Regions from separate parts of the Homo sapiens genome. Here region 1 is linked to region 2. The links are chromatin loops, found by intact Hi-C in ENCODE. Cell type or tissue: tibial artery. All regions are shown on one strand. Links, peaks and the distances in the headings refer to the core of each region. The heading gives the core; the rest is flanking DNA.

What was found. Hi-C counts contacts between places; a loop is a spot of excess contacts. Peaks named below come from ENCODE experiments on the same cell type or tissue, not always from the same donor. Only the 100,000 strongest peaks of a DNase experiment are listed, where the experiment ranks them.
Region 1: a loop joins it to region 2, with 3 times the contacts of the local background. A loop is called at or near these places in 13 of 110 quality-filtered maps.

The regions. Positions count from the first base shown.
Region 1 is chr5:78,651,132-78,659,410 of GRCh38, reverse strand. LOC124900191 (a long non-coding RNA gene) reads left to right here. Exons shown (of 5, transcript XR_007058832.1): 5 at 1-1,652. Among named protein-coding and RNA genes, the nearest start is that of LHFPL2, 6.5 kb to the right of the region's middle. In tibial artery, for the core only: no CTCF peak of the experiment used is centred there; no DNase peak of the experiment used is centred there; H3K27ac peaks cover 4,288 bases.
Region 2 is chr5:78,904,720-78,912,998 of GRCh38, reverse strand. All of the region lies in intron 4 of ARSB (arylsulfatase B), which reads left to right. Among named protein-coding and RNA genes, the nearest start is that of ARSB, 76 kb to the left of the region's middle. In tibial artery, for the core only: a CTCF peak has its summit at 4,436; a DNase peak (open chromatin) is centred at 4,437; H3K4me3 peaks cover 1,427 bases; H3K27ac peaks cover 3,975 bases.

The sequences.
Region 1 (8,279 bases), core at 1,636-6,635, 250 kb after region 2:
TTTAGACCACTGGTGCACTTCATGTGCCTTTGAAATAAACAACAATGATATCTCATTCACTCCAGCCTGGAGAAACTTATAAAGAGCTAGTGTCCCGGGCTCTACCAGAATCTGGATCATGAAGTCCCCTGGGGAGAGTGTTTCCCCTAGTCTGTTAGCTGATATTTTTCATTAAGCTAAGCTGAAAAGCATTCAGTAAGATTTATCGGCACAATTTAATGTTGGTGTAGTCTGAGTTTTTGAGACAGAAGTTGGCCAAGGAAAGTATAGCTGAACCCAATTACACAATCTGGTGGCAAAGGAAAGGATTTGACACTGGCGTTTAAAGTTCCAGGAGGGAAGCTCCAATTTTGCCTATCCCATTGCCTGTGGTCTTTTCCACTCATATGAAGAATATGTCCCATTTACCATGGCCCCCACCAGAATCCAGCCCCTTATCCATGTTTGCTGCTTCCATGGCCTGGACAACCTGCCATGCATCACTCAGCCTCAAAACCTGGACATCATCCTTGACGTCTTTTCCTCTCAATGACTGCCCAATCAGTATTGCAAGCTCACTGCCACCACTGATCCTAATCCTATCCCCACTCTCCTGGAAGACCAGTCTTTCCATTCTTGGTCTTGCTCCCATTTAATGCATCTCTTCACAGAGCAGCCAGAGAGATCTTTCTAAAACAAGATCAGATCATTCCTGGGATTTAAAACCCTCAATGGCTCCTCAGGGCCCTCAGTTTAAACTTTGTAATGTGACTTCTAGGACCCTTGGTGTCCCCACTAACATCAACCTTACCCCTGAGTTAATATCTTCTCATTTTCCCTCCATTTGTGTCTTCTGCCATTCTCTCTGATGCTTCAGGGCTTTTGTGTACTGCCTTCTACCTCTCACCTTGTTAACTCTCAGTCCCTAGAGAACCTTCTCTAATTCCATTCCCCACCCAGCATCTGTTTCTAGTGTGGATGGACCCCCCTGGCACCTGCTCTTATCTTTAGTGTAGAGCTTTTGCCTAGTTCCTTCTCTCTCACCCAAAAGCCTGGGTGACTCTAGTGGACCAGGACATGCAAACTCTACCCCTAGATGTAGCACAGTCCTTAAAGGCATTGAGTGTTAAGCAAATACTATGTATTACAGCTCTTTATTTAATTCTGGTCACACTGGCAATTAAAATATTCATTGACCTTCACTGAACCACATAAATACACTGGATTTTAAACTCCTTGAGGATGGAGGCCTTGCTTAGTTGCCTTTGTATCCCTCTCACACACATAGTAAGTGTTCAGCAAATGTTCACTGAAGTTGCTCCTGGTTGTTGAGAACACAACTGTTTCTATCATTTTTACCTTGATTTCATTTTTTTAAATTGAGATATATTTTACATATCATAAAATTCACCCACTTGAAGTCTACAGTTCAGTGGATTTTAGTATACTCACAGAGTTCCGCAACCATCACCACAATCTGATTTCAGAACATTTTTATCACCCTAGAAAGAACTGGGTACCCATTAGCAATCACTCCACACTGCCCTCTACCTCCCACCCCCACCCTAGCCCTAGGCAAACACTAATCTGTTTTTTGTCTCTTTAGATTTGCTTTTTCGGGACATTTCATATAAACAAAATTGTACCATAGGTAGACTTTTGTGACTGGCTTCTTTCACTTGGCATAATGTTTTCAAAGTCCATCCATGTTGTAACATGTTTCAATACTTCGTGTTTTTTTATGGCTGAATAATATTCCATTGTATGTATTTACCACATTTTGTTTGTCCACTCATCAGCTGATGAACATTTGGGTTGTTTCTACTTTTTGGCTATTATGAATAATGCTGCTGTGAATATCTGTGTTTAAGTTTTTGTATGGACATATTTTTCTTTCTCTTGGATATTTACCTAGGAGAGGAATTTCTGAGTCATATAGTACAATAATCCTAAGTTTCATCTTTTGAGACATTATCGAAATGTTTCTCAGACTGGTTGCACCATTCACAGTCCCACCAGCAAACAAAGTTTGACAATTTCAATTTCTCTACATCCTCACCAACACTTGTTATCATATGTCTTTTCTGTTTTAGCCATCCTAGTGTGTATCACGTGGTACCTCATTGTGGTTTTGGTTTGCATTTCACTGATGATGAATGATGCTGAGTATCTTTTCATGTGCATATTGGCCATTTGAATATCTTTTTGGAGAAATATTTATGTGCTTTGCCATTTTAAAAATTGGTTTGTCTTTTTATTGTTGCTTTGTAAGAGTTCTTTATATATTGTAGAAACAAGTCCCTCATGAGATACAGATACACATTTTGCAAATATTTTCACCCATTCTGTGGGTTGCCTTTTCACTTTCTTGATGATGTCCCCTTGTCACACACAAGTTTTTAGTTTTAATGAAGTCCAGTTTATATATATTTTTTCTTTTGGCATTTATTCTTCTGGTGTCATAGCCAAGAAATTATTGCCTAACCCAACATCATGAAGATTTACTCCTACGTGTTCTTCATACTTTCATAGTTTTAGCTCTTATGTTTAGGTCTATGATCGTTTTGAGCTAATTTTTTTACTTGTACAAAGTAGGAGTTTATATTCATTCTTTTGCATATGTTATCCTGTTGTGTCAGCACCACTTATTGAAAAGACTTCTTTTCCCATAGAAATGTTTTGGCATCCTTGTTGAAAATCATTGACCATAAATGTGAGGGTTTGTTTCTGGGCTCTCTATTCCATTGATCTCTATATCTATCCTTATGCCAGTACCACATTGTTTAGACTCTTGTATCATTTTTAAAAAGCAGTATAAGAAAGCTATGTAACTGGCAAGTTGGGAAGGATAGTCTCCTGGACTAGTAGAAAATTCTGTTTGCAAGAGTATGGGTGTCAGTGGGAGGGAACAAACATCTATTGAGCACCTATTTTTATGTTAGGCATTGTAGTAGATACTTTTACATACATTGTAATAATAATAATAATAATAGTCAGAACAACCCCATGCAGTAGGTAATATTATCCCAATTTAAAGGTGAAGAAACTAAGATTTGTAGAGGTTAAGTAACTTGCCTAAAATCATGTAGTAACTGGTGGAGGAAATGCAATTTGTACACAGTCCTAGGATTCTAAGGCCCATAATCTTTTCCTATCAAGAAGATTTTCTCACTACACATCTAGAAAACATAAACATCTGTGAAGCATATCTGAATGTAGTGGAGAGAGCTGAATTAATATCAAATATTTTTCTCATGACACTGGAAAAACAGGCATTTATAACTATTTTGAGACAGTTGTCTTAGAGCAAAATTTCATGGGATATTTAAAGAAATCACTTCTGAGCTATAAAACTAGTTTTATGGTTCATTTTAATTTCACAGCTTATGTTGTTCTCATTTATATGACCTCAAAAGTGATTGAACATTATTTTGTATAATTAGCATAGCACATGCTATTCTGTTGGAAGAGAACTAGAACTAATCTCAGCTGTGTGGATTGGCCTTGTCCCTAATTCTTGTTTTCATTGAAAACCTTCCCAAAGTTGTTCTGAAATGAACACAGGTCATAGTTGTCAAATGGGTTCTATGTGGAATAGTAGAAGATTTAAAATTGAGAAAGATTTGTGAAGTTAATGAAGAAGTGGAATTATCTTTGCATAATTCTCTTAACACAAGGCTCATTTATTTTTCTTATTTATTTATTTTACTTATTTATTTATTTTTTGAGACAGAGTCTCACTCTGTCACCAAGACTGGAGTGCAGTGGCATCATCTCGGCTCACTGAAACCTCCACCTTCCGGGTTCAAGTGATTCTCATGCCTCAGCCTCCCAAGTAGCTGGGATTATAAGTGTGCACCACCACACCTCGCTAATTTTTGTATTTTTAGTAGAGACAGGGTTTCACCATGTTGGCCAGGCTCATCTCAAACTCCTGCCCTCAGGTGATCTACCTGCCTTGGCCTCCCAAAGTGTTGGGATTACAGGCATGAGCCATGGCTCCCAGCTCTATGTTTCTTTTTTAAATTGAGGGCACAGAGGGTACACTATGCATTCTAGAGTTTGGGTAGAAGTTAAGTTTAAATAATGCAATTTCAGCCATAGCAGAAACATAGTCTAGAGCAGGCTTTCTTCTCTTGTTAATTTCCACATTCACTGTTTCTCTGAGGCAAAGTCTACTGCTTCCTCTGAGTGAAGTTTCTGCACCTACATGTTTAGATTGTCCAGTGTCTCTTATGTGAGGCCCATGATTCAATTCCTTTTGGAAGTTTGTGCCAGGAAAATGTTTGCCTGACTTGAAGAACAACTATGATTCCTTTACCAGACCATGAGAACTATATCATTAATTGTATGTCATTCTTGTCTTGGCTCTGGGAAGCCCAGAGCTAAATTTAATGCTTGACTGTGGTAAACCAGAACCCTGGCAAGAGAGTCTCTTACCACCTTCTGTTATTTCTAATAAGAAGTTCCTCAGATCTATTTGGAAGTATGCAGAATACATACTATAATCAGTGATATCCAATATTTTTATTATCAATAGAAAATAATATATCTTCTAACTCTAGCATTAAGTGAAAATAGAATGCCCAAACCAGCAATTGCTAGTATTACAGATATACATTTTTGTGCTTCTTGTTTCCAGGAAAGGGACTGGAAGAGTTTTAAAAAAAAAGTTCCTTGCAGGCAGGTTTTTAGATTGGAAATTAGTTTTTCAGTCAGGGCTAGATTAAGGACAAGCATCCTCTTCATGATGCAAAAAAATAGCAATGGTTTCTTCAAGTTCTCATTTTAAGCATTGCTACTGAATCATGCTGAGTGGGTATTTTCCAAATTTCATTATAGGTACTAGTGGGGAGGGTAACAGTAAAATCTTACCTCTTAGAGGTTTTGAGAGCTGCACATAATTCATAATAGAAAAGATGAAGCTCTTGAAAGCCCAAGTCACAGACCAGATGCACAGCATTATTGTTAAAAAGGGCCAAAGCATGCTTTCCCTGGGTGGTTTTATGCCTGTCATGAACACCGTAAGACAGCTAATCCCCCTAGATTCTTTGTACTTTATACCTCTTCTGAGAAAGGTTTGTAATCCAGGAAAATGCCTGCAGGTGAGGATTCCAAATGAATAAGATTCATTTAATTGAATTTGTCAGTTACATGTTATTGAGCATTTAAGAATGTTGCAGAATTTGCATGCAACTTATAAAGTAATATTGCAGTAAAAAATTCTCACCATATGGAAATTTCCACCTCACTTCAAGGATAAGCTCAACTGGATGAGGGCCAAATGGATTTGTTTATGGTAGTGGTGACATAATAGGAGGAAATGAACGGAGTACCTTCTTAGGTTGAAATTTGCCAAAATCACATGGAGTCTAGTTTTGGAACTAGAGGCAGGAAAACAGACTATTTTTTAAGGAAAAGTCAGTGGGCAAGTTAAAGCTACTGCTTCACGTATAGAAGAAATGAAGGCCAGGAGGTAGAGACTGTAAGTGGAAGATAAAAGTTGCCAAGAGTCTTCAGTTTTTCCAGGAAGAGCACAAGTGCCCAAAGTTCTGTGTGTTTATTTCTTTTATGACTTAGCCACAGTGAGTATTTTGAGGTTCATGTTTTTCTTTGGCTGGACTGGAACGTGGACTGTTCGGATCCTTTAACAGATCTGTGAGGGAAAAAGGAGTCTTTTCTACAGATCGTGGAGATTTTCCTTATTTTCCTTATTGGGATCCTATGACCCTCGTGTCTGATTTAGTGCTATTGCTCTCTCTGTTATGTGGTACTAGAATATCCTACATCTCTATTTGCACCTGTAATCCTTGTTCTTAGTTGGAGATATTTTGTTACTTTCATTCAAGAGACAGCCGAGCACCTTGATATAATGAGATTTCAATAAAAATAGAGAAATTTCGTTTATATTTACAGGCTTCATTTTGTCACCAACTTAAAAACTGCCAACTGGAAGCAGAAATAAATATACGACATTTCTAAGTCCATTGGAGACTTTGGCCAGACCTTTTCTGTGGCCAAAAAGTGGCTTCTGTCTCATGCAGGTCAGACTTCTGCTTTTCATCAGTAAAGCCCTGCAAGTGTTTGTGCTCAAAATTACCTTTTCTCAACCCTTATTTGTAGAGAAAAAATGGATTCTTAGAATTTCAGATGGTTTCTTTGTATAATTACATCCACGGAACAAAAAAAGCTGAATAATCATGTTTAAGTTAGTGACTTTCCACAAGACCTTGTGGGTGGGAACTGCAATCTGCTAGTTTCCTTGAAGAGACTCTCAGCTTAAATTGTCTAGTATTTTATGTGATCTTCAAAAGGCATTGAATTCTAAGTTTGCACCTAGCACTGAAATTCTATGATCATTTGCAGTTTTAGGAAATATAGGGCTGGGCGTGGTGGCTCACACCTGTAATCCCAGCACTTTGGGTGGCTGAGATGGGTGGATCACTTGAGGTCAGGAGTTTGAGACCAGCCTACTGAAACCTCATCTCTACTAAAAATACAAAAATTAGCAGGGCATGGTGGTGTGCGCCTGTAAGCCCAGCTACTAGGGAGGCTGAGGCAGGAGAATCACTTGAATCCGGGAGGTGGAGATTGCGCCACTGTACTCCAGCCTGGCAGCAGAGCAAGACTCTGTCTCAAAAAAAAAAAAAAAAAAAAAAAAAAAAAAAAAGAGAGAGAGAAAGAAAGAAAAAGGAAATATCAATTAATCTCTTAAAGTGGGTGGTGGTGGATTTGGGAAGTAGGTTTTAATGAAGATGAATAGGCAAACTTAAAGTTAATCAATAGTCAGTATGCTGACAATCATGAAAATATATCAGTGCTTTCCTGTCTGTTATAAATGCATATTTTATTTAACTCCAAGCAGATTCTTACTCAGAAAAAAATAGGATGCAAAGTGTTCACATATGAAAAATTGCTAGCCGTGTTGAAACAAGGTACTCTAGGTGGAGTACAGTGTTCAGACATTCAAAGAATAGAGTGATTTGCACAGGCAAGTAAGTTCAGTACCATACATTTTAGCCAGACATCACTGTAATTTCACCGCATGACCTATCCAACTGGCTCAATAATCTTCTTCCAAGGCCTCCTTGTCATTTGACCAAAATGTGCAGACACCCTTTAATTTCTCCTAATTTCCTCTTCGTTTATGCCTTGTAGTGAGTGCTTCTTGAAAATGTGTCTGAAGCACATGATAAAAGCAGGATTCACGATATCCCAAAGTTCCTGCTGTTCTCTTTCTTTCCACAGAACTTAGAATGTACTTTCTTCATGAACTACACTTTTTAGCATCTGTCTCCTTCTCTATTCTTCCCTACTTTGCCATCCCTAACTTCTTGCTTCATATTAAGTGTAATTTATCTGCTCTTTAGACCCAAGTTATCCCATCTGGGGATACATGTCTTGATTTTTGCCCAAAAATCTGCAAACACAGTTTTGAGAAAAATTAGTTTTATATTTTACAGGTAGTTCTCCTGTGAATTCCATAACACAGAGTATTAAATGGCTATAATTGCCCTAATTTACATGTCCCAATAGTAGTTTACTGTGTCAGACACTGGGGAAGATACAAAGACGTAAGTAAGGCTCAACCCTAGTCTTCAATAGATTAAAATATACATGCATCAATTCAAGCTACACACATATGAAACATATATCCTGAATAATACAAACCATCTGGTGATGTGTGTTCAAGTCTCCACAACCCATGAGGGCAGACATTTTTGCATTTCTTTTTGTTCACTGATGTATCCCCAGTACCTAGAACAGCCAGTCCCTGGCATATAGTAAGTGCTCAGTAAATGTGTGGGATGAAGTATAGTCTACTTTTTTTTTTTTTTTTTTTTTTTTGCCGGACTCTCTCTCTGTTACCCAGGCTGGAATACAGTAGTATGATCTCAGCTCACTGCAACCTCCACCTCCTGGGTTCAAGCAATTCTCCTGCCTCAGCCTCCTGAGTAGCTGGGATTGCAGGTGCCCACCACCATGCCCAGCTAATTTTTGTATTTTTTTTTTTTTTTTTTGAGGTGGTGTCTTGCTCTGTCGCCAGGCTGGAGTGCAGTGGCGTGATCTCTGCTCACTGCAACTTTGCCTCCTGAGTTCAAGCGATTCTCCTGCCTCAGCCTCCCGAATAGCTGGAACTACAGGCGTGCGCCACTATGCCCAGCTAATTTTTGTATTTTTAGTAGAGATGGGATTTTACCGTGTTGGCCAGGATGGTCTTGATCTCTTGACCTCATGACCCGCCTGCGTCGGCCTCCCAAAGTGCTGGGATTACAGGCGTGAGCCACTGTGCCTGGCCT
Region 2 (8,279 bases), core at 1,963-6,962:
TTAATGAGCCCTATCTCCTAGCTCTGCGTGGGTTTTGAGTAACCATGAAAAAAAGCTTTTAAGTGATCAAAATGATATATTGATTCTTTCTTTCTAATGCCTTGAATATTCTTTCAGCAAAGCTGCTTTAAAAATAATTTCTGATTTTCTATTTGGTTTTTATCAAGACATGGAAATGGATAGAGGTATTGTGAATTGATCCCAAGAGGAAGAAATTCCTGTAAAATGTAGATGCGTTGGTCACATGGGGGAGAAGCTCCTGTCTGACCTCTATTTCATATTATGAGCTCAAAACATGCTTTCTCATGGGCCATGTGACATCATGTTTGGTTGAGCAAAATGTTAATGTTGCAGTGATTGGGATCAGTGCTGTGCTTCCTGACCCACCTGCTGCATTGGTAAACCTGAAACCACCGCAGCAAATATGTTTATTTGCTTTTCCCTGAAATGTGCTGTTCCTTTTTACCTCCTACAGATAAAACTGACAGGCCCTTTTCCTGCTAGCCAAAAACAGTGAGGAGAACCAGGTGGAAGACACAGCTTTTAAAATGTAGTTTTAATTCACTTTGAGTCCCATAAAGTAGGCTGAGTTACAGACGAGCTGTGGGCTTCACCAAATCACTCCATGACCTCACTTTCCTTCTGGCAAACCTCTCCCAGTGCAATATGTTGATATCGTTGATGGAGTATGAGAAACAGCTTGCTGGAGAAGAGCCTGCCTGTGATCTCTTAAGGTTGCCAGACAACATCACTGTAGGCCATCTTCTCTCTTTTTCCTTATGCTTCAATTTCCCATGGCTTTTGTGTACTACAATAACGTCAGTAACCAACCTCACTGGAACCACTTGGCTTGTAGATAGTGAAAGCTCTGTTTACATTAGAGGTAGTTTCAGAATTGATGAAAGCCTGTGTTGACTTCTTAGTTTCTTATAGTGGATATTTTGATTGAAAACACTGGAATCTCCAATGTGATAATTGACCTTACTGTTGTGTACTGAGATCTCTATTTTAGATTCTCCCCAAATACCACCTTTTTTCTATTTTTAAAATTATTATTGCAAATTCAGTCAAATAATATGGTAGACAGAAATTTGGATGGGCTTCAGGAAAAGAGGTTTAATAGTGGATTTGCCCCTAACTAGCTGTACAGCCTCTTGCATATCATTTAATCTATCTTGACCTCATTGTCTTTGTATTGAGATTCTGTGGTCCAGTCATGGGAATTAAAATCACCATCCATAGAAAGCTGTGTCTCTCGTCTCTTTGTGATTCAACACTTCATCTTTTCTGCAGAGTAGAACACCTTGTAGGCAGGTTCATAATCTTCTCTGTACTTGGAAATCACCCGGAAAGCCCCCTTTCAAGTTTCTAATTGCCCAAGTTATTCTTTTTTTTTTTTTTTTTTTTTTTTTTTTTTTTTTTTTTTAGAGGGAGTCTCACTCTGTTCCCCAGGCTGGAGTGCAGTTGTGCGATCTGAGCTCACTGCAACCTCCGCCTCCTGGTTTCAAGCGATTCTAGTGCCTCAGCCTCCTGAGTAGCTGGAATTACAGGCGTGCACCACCACACCCGGCTAATTTTTGTATTTTTAGTAGAGACGGGGTTTCACCATGTTGGCCAGGCTGGTCTCAAACTCCTGACCTCAGATGATCCATCTGCGTTGGCCTCCCAAAGTGTGCCCAAGTAATTCTATAATGTAGCCAGGATGAGAACCACTGGTATCAGGTCTAGACCCAGGGACTCATTATTATAAAACATTCCCCTTTGACATACCTTTTCATCCTTGAGTCAGGACAATTTTACCTTTCAGAAAGTAGCTACAGTCCTTTTATAATTTACTCCTCACCAAAGGTAAAATACATCCATTTTCTCTGTGTGTGACTTCTGACTATTCTGCACTGATTCAATACCCCTTCGTTTTTTGCTTATTTTTTCATTCTCACCATTCAACCACACTTGACACTTGAATCACTTTTGTTGATTTAAAAGAACAACAACAACAAAAATACAGAGTAAGATCACTTGACTTTATTGTATTAGCCATTAAATCTCTTTCTGGAGCAATAGTTCTCTAAGTATGGTCCCAGGAGCAGCAATATCACTATCACCTGGAAACTTGTTAGAAAGGCAAATTCTCAGGCCCCTTTCTGGACCAGAAGCTCTGGAGATGGTTCCCAGCAGTCTGTTTTCACAAGACTTCTAGGTGATTCGACACACTATTGCTTGAGAGCTGTTCTAGAGAGATTTTATATTTTCAGATAGTTGGATTTTTAAAAATTTTTTTAGTGTGCTCAGATATTTTTGAAGTAATCGTTGTCTGAACTTACTTGGTCTAGAAATAGAAGAGATGTTCTATTTCTAAAGGGGATATTTCCCAATCCTACCCATCTTTTTATCCTTTAGAAGTTTTCATCTTCTTTTCTGCTTTTAGAAGACCTATCCATATCTCTCTTATTTTTACACTGAAAATTTAGTCTTACATTCTATTATCATGGAAACTTTAATAATCAATGCTATTTCAATGATGTATTATGATGTGATGTAACAATAGATGGGGCAGTGACTAATACAACATTAATTTCTACTTCTTCATTTGTTTATTTTTATTGGACCTTCAGATGACATTCTTCTTACTTTATGAAGGGGGCCAGCCCCTCCACACCTGTGGGTATTTCTCATCGGGTGGGACGAGAGACTGAGAAAAGAAATAAGACACAGAGACAAAGTATAGAGAAAGAACAGCGGGCCCAGGAGACCGGTGCTTAGCATACAGAGGACCTGCACCGGCACCGGTCCCCGGGTTTCCTCAGTATTTATTGATTACTATTTTCACTATCTCAGCAAGAGGAATGCGGCAGGAGAACAGGGTGATAGTGGGGAGAAGGTCAGCAAGAAAACATGTGAGCAAAGGAATCTGTGTCACAAATAAGTTCAAGGGAAGGTACTATGCCTGGATGTGCATGTAGGCCACATTTATGCTTCTCTCCACCCAAACATCTCAGTGGAGTAAAGAGTAGCAGAGCAGCATTGCTGCCAACATGTCTCGCCTCCCGCCACAGGGCGGCTTTTCTCCTATCTCAGAATTGAACAAATGTACAATCGGGTTTTATACCGAGACATTCAGTTCCCAGGGGCAGGCAGGAGACAGTGGCCTTCCTCTATCTCAACTGCAAGAGGCCTTCCTCTTTTGCTAATCCTCCTCAGCACAGACCCTTCACGGGTCTCGGGCTGGGGGGATGGTCAGGTCTTTCCCATCCCACAAGGCCATATTTCAGACTATCACATGGGGAGAAACCTTGGATAATACCCAGTTTTCCTGGGCAGAGGTCCCTGTGGCTTTCTGCAGTGCATTGTGCCCCTGGTTTATCGAGAATGGAGAATGGCGATGACTTTTACCAAACATACTGCCTGTAAACATTTTGTTAACAAGGCACATCCCACACAGCCCTAGATCCCTTAAACCTTGATTCCATACAACACATGTTTCTGTGAGCTCAAGGTTGGGGCAAAGTTACAGATTAACAGCATCTCAGGGCAAAGCAATTGTTCAGGGTACAGATCAAAATGGAGTTTCTTATGTCTTTCCCTTTCTACATAGAGACAGTAATGGTCTGATCTCTCTCTCTTTTCCCTACAACTTAAGAACACAGACACAGATTATTTTTTAAAGTTATTCTTAAACATGTGGAATTACTTTATAATAAACCCAAAAGTTGCTGTTGTTAGAGGGAAATTTTTACTAAGTCAAGTACTCTCTGGAAAAAAAAATGTGTGAGCATAAGCTAATATCATAAATGAAATGATGAAGAAGAGGATAAGGGCACATGGTCCTAAGTGAGGAAACTTTGACCCAGAAACCTTTTGCAGTGACAGAAGTAGACCAAGAGTCCAAGTCTCCATGCTTCCAATTCAGTATTCCTTGCATGAAATGTCACTGCCTTTCGAGACTATACCGTTTACCTAATTGGTTGGATCTTTGTCAAGAGCTTGATCCAAGTGGAGTTTCTTTGTTTAATATATAAAGCATTTGCAAGTCCTTTCAAGGGCAGCACATAGTTTTATTTAACTCCCTCAAGCCCTCTCACCTCTGTCAAGTTGCACCAGGAAATTCAAGGTCTAGCCAAAGGCCCCCAATGAGTTAAAAACCCAACCATCCTGCAGAGTAGAAGAAATTAATGTCAAAACCAGATGTTCCTCTGTGGGCCTTGCTGGATTCATAAGTCAGGATAAAGCCAGCGTGGATGCATGCATGTCAAAAAAAAAAAAAAAAGTCTTGGCCAGTGTTGTAGAGAAATGAAGTGTTGTTTCATCTGCAGTTCCTCTCCAGTCCTTGCTGGTTGGGAGCACTGGCTCCCGGGAGACTGGTGGCCCTGACACTCAAGCCATTAACTGAGAATGCTCTCTAATCCCTTGTTTTCATTGTTGGTGTTCCGGCCAGGCTGCCCGCACAGAGCCTGCCCGTTTTCATTGGCTGCAGGAATTGTTATTGGAGTGGCTGACAGCTGTCTGCCAGGCTGCCTGAAACTGCCTTCCTGTGCTCTCCGCTGCTGCTCCACTTCACAGCGCTATTGTTCCTGTTGAGCCTTTTCTTAAAATCTTTCCCAGCTGTATCCTGATATGGTAAACCACTTAAATTAGCTCCAGATTGTTCTGTTTATTTTGTGTTAGATAAGCGACAAAATACAGTCCCAGCGGCAGACCAAGAGGAGAGTGGAAGTCGGGGGAGGGGGGTCAGAGGACACAAGGTCTTTTACAACACAAGGTAGAGTTCCCAGACAAAACTGTGAGAGGCACAAGTATGATACAGTCACTGGCCTGACCATTTATACGTGACTCTGATGGGCCAGGTGAGCAATAACGTTGCATCTGCGCACACCTCATTCCAGAAAAGAAAATCAAGACCCCAGCATACAGCTACACTGGAAGGGAGCTAAATTTCTATTATTGGAAATAGACACAGTATTGCTGTCAGGTTGGTTGCCATGCCAGCTGTCCAGGTACCATGCTTGATGCCCTGATTACCACAAGACTTCCCCCTTCCCCCTGCTTTTAATTATCCTTCTGTAGTGCAGTGTATGGTAACTGATGGGCTCAAAACTGGCCCACATTTGCCAGTCTCCCTATATGCTCAGCACTTGAAAATGAGTCTTCTCTGCTGTAATTTAAAGCTAGAAATCCAAAGACATTGAGTCACCAGCATAGGTATTTTCCACACAGCTGCAAGTGAAACTTCACAATGGACTTGGCCGCTATTTGCTTACACTTGCCATCTGTGCAACCGCTCTACCCGTGGCCTCCCCCGCTTTGTGGTTGTCTTCTAACAGGAGCAGTCCACGCAAAGCCTTCCTGAATACTTAACAAAATTTTAAAAAATATAATAGATACTGTCCTAGCATGAAGGCGCTGCCTTTGTGATTTTTAGGAATTAACCCAAATAAAATATGAAAAATAAACTACCGAGTGCTTTAACGCAGCTAAAGCATGCAAGCAAAACCAGCAACCAGCTGAGTTCCGACAGTTACTGAGAGTTTTGTATGTGGTAATTCAAGACTCCCCAGGAAAGATCTCATGACTCACTCCAGTGTGGCTGGGCCTCCAGTCCTCACTCTGAACCAAAGTCCTGGAAACACTTTTCCACCACGTTGAGAGAAGGCGAGGGAAGAACAGGGTCAGGAGTGATCAAATGCCCTTAGAAACAGTCTCTTTCTTTCCTTTTGGGAAAACAAACTCACTGTGTAATAAAAAGGTACAAAGCCAACTTTGGAATAATAATCACCCCGCCCCATCCCCTTGCCCTCTGATGGAAAGTGCCTTGTCTTCTCCATCAAGGTCTAGCTGGGGGCTTGAACGGCCTCCGTGTCACCTCTAATTCCCCAGTTTTTACCTTGTTTCCTTTCTCTGTATCTTTTTTGCCCTTAGTTGTGTACAGTCTTGTATTTTTTCACATAGGCTATGCTTTCTGTGGATGTTGCCTCCCTCGAAAGCAGGGACCATGTGTTGAACCCCTGTTGCCTTTTCCCAGAGTAGCGGGCACCTAGCAGGTGCTTAATTAAGGTGTGTCAAATAATTGTTTCCTTTTTTATTCTTACCTGACATGAAGTATGCTCCTGTATCAATTCAGATGAAGGTTTAAAAAAAATCAAGACAAGTATCACAAGTTCCCTTAGCCCATTCTCATTAAAATCATGGGCACCACCTTCCCGTGCTCACCAGGATGGAGGAAGTCAACAAATATCTTTCTCATTGATTAAAAACTCTGGATAATACTGAAAGCAACTATCTGAGGCTTCTTAAAAGTACTTAGGTTGGTGCTAAAGTAATTGAGGTTTTCGAAAACTGCAATTACTTTTGCACCAACCTAATATAACAGCAGGGATGATAAGAATAGGGACAGAGAAGAAAACAAAATCAGGTGAATGGAGAATGGGGAATAAAGTCAAAGCTTCATGAATCCCTTGTGTGGTGAGTTTTGGAGGTTTATTTTCTCTCCTCTATCTCTTGGCTTTGACCTAAGAGCCAATGGAATTATGGAACTATGCAGCAGGCACTGGCAGCAACATCTCCAAGAGAAACCTCCTACTTCTAACCAGAGGTCTAGGAAAGTGGGCTCTTGCTCAAGAATATGGGGAATTCCTATTTTATTTGTTTTTTCTTTTCTTTTAATTTTTTGAGATTGAGTCTCACGCTGTTGCCCAGGCTGGAGTACAGTGGTGTAACCATAGCTCACTGCAGCCTCTACCTCCTGGGCTCAAGTGATCCTCCTGCCTTAGCTTCCCAAATAGCTGGGACTGCAGTCATGCACCACTACACTTGGCTAATTTTTTTTTTTTTTAATTTTTTATGTTTGGTTAGCGATTGGATCACACTATGTTGCCTGGCTGGTGTGAGCCACAGTGTCCAGACTGTTTTTTCTTTTTCTTTCCCTTTTCTTTCTTAACTCTACCCCAAGACAGGCCCCAGTTGAAGATCTGCATTGGTGTTGTGGTGGGGTGCAGGCACCTAAAATCTCAAAAGAAGACCCACATTTCTGACCGGAGTGTGAGATAATCTCTGTTATTTTCCTCTTTTTTTTTTTTTTTTTTTTTTTTTTTGCTACTTTGCTCCCAAAGGCAACCTCAGTTATGCAGAAGTGCATGACAGAATGGGGAACTACAACCTAACAGAAACCTGTTTTTCTGATCAGAGAAACCACATAAAGGGGCCCCTGGAGCGGAGGTTGGGGGTGGATCTGAAGGATCTAAAGGGAGAGAAGAACTGGAGAAGAGGATCCCCTGATTCTGTGTATGAGCTAAGCCCCAGGCTCACCTCCAAGTGCATATATGCCACACAGGCCCAAAGGAGCAAAGCAGAGGCTTCGAAAACTCAACTGCCATGTGAACCACTGCCCAGGTCCTAGATTAACCCCTGAGTGGCACATGCGCTGGGCAAACCCAAACCTCATAGCAAAGGCTTTAAAAACTAAACTGACATTAGAGCCACTGTCCACAGAAGGTGAGACAAAACTTGTGGTCTGAGTCTCACTAGGTTGATTCTCTGCTTAACCAAACAAACATCAACACCCTCGAGAGGATTTTAACTAGACCTAGAGGCTCAGAACATGGTATTCAAAATGTCTAATAGACAGTCCAAAATTACTCATTATACAAAAAAAAAAAAACAGGAAAATACGAGCAGTACTCAAGGGAAAAGACTAAAAATAGATTATTTCAGCTGTGATGAGCTCATTTGAGATGATCATCCAAATATTGGTGTTGTCAGACAAAAACTTTAATGCAGCTATTGTAACCATTCTCCATGAGACAAAGTTGAACACTCTTGAAATGAATGGAAAAATAGCAGTGAAATAGAAACTAAAGCCAAACAAATGAACAAACAAAACAAATGAAAATTATAGAACTGAAAAACACAATATCTGAAATTTAAAATTAACTCTATGGGTCCAATAGCAGAATGGAGCTGATAAAGAAGAGTCGGTGAACTTCAAGATAGATCAATAGAAATTATACAGTCTGGGCTGGTCGTGGTGGCTCGTGCCTGTAATCCCAGCACTTTGGGAGGCTGAGGTGGGCAGATTGCTTAAGGCTAGGAGTTCAAGACCAGCCTGGCCAACATGATGAAACCCCATCTCTACCAAAAAATACAAAAATTAGTCAGGTGTGGTGGCACACGCCTGTCGTCCCAGCTACTCAGGAGGCTGAGGCAGGAGAATTGCTTGAACCCAGGAGGGCAGAGGTTGCAGTGAGCTGAGATAGCGCCACTGCATTCCAGCCTGGGCAACAGAG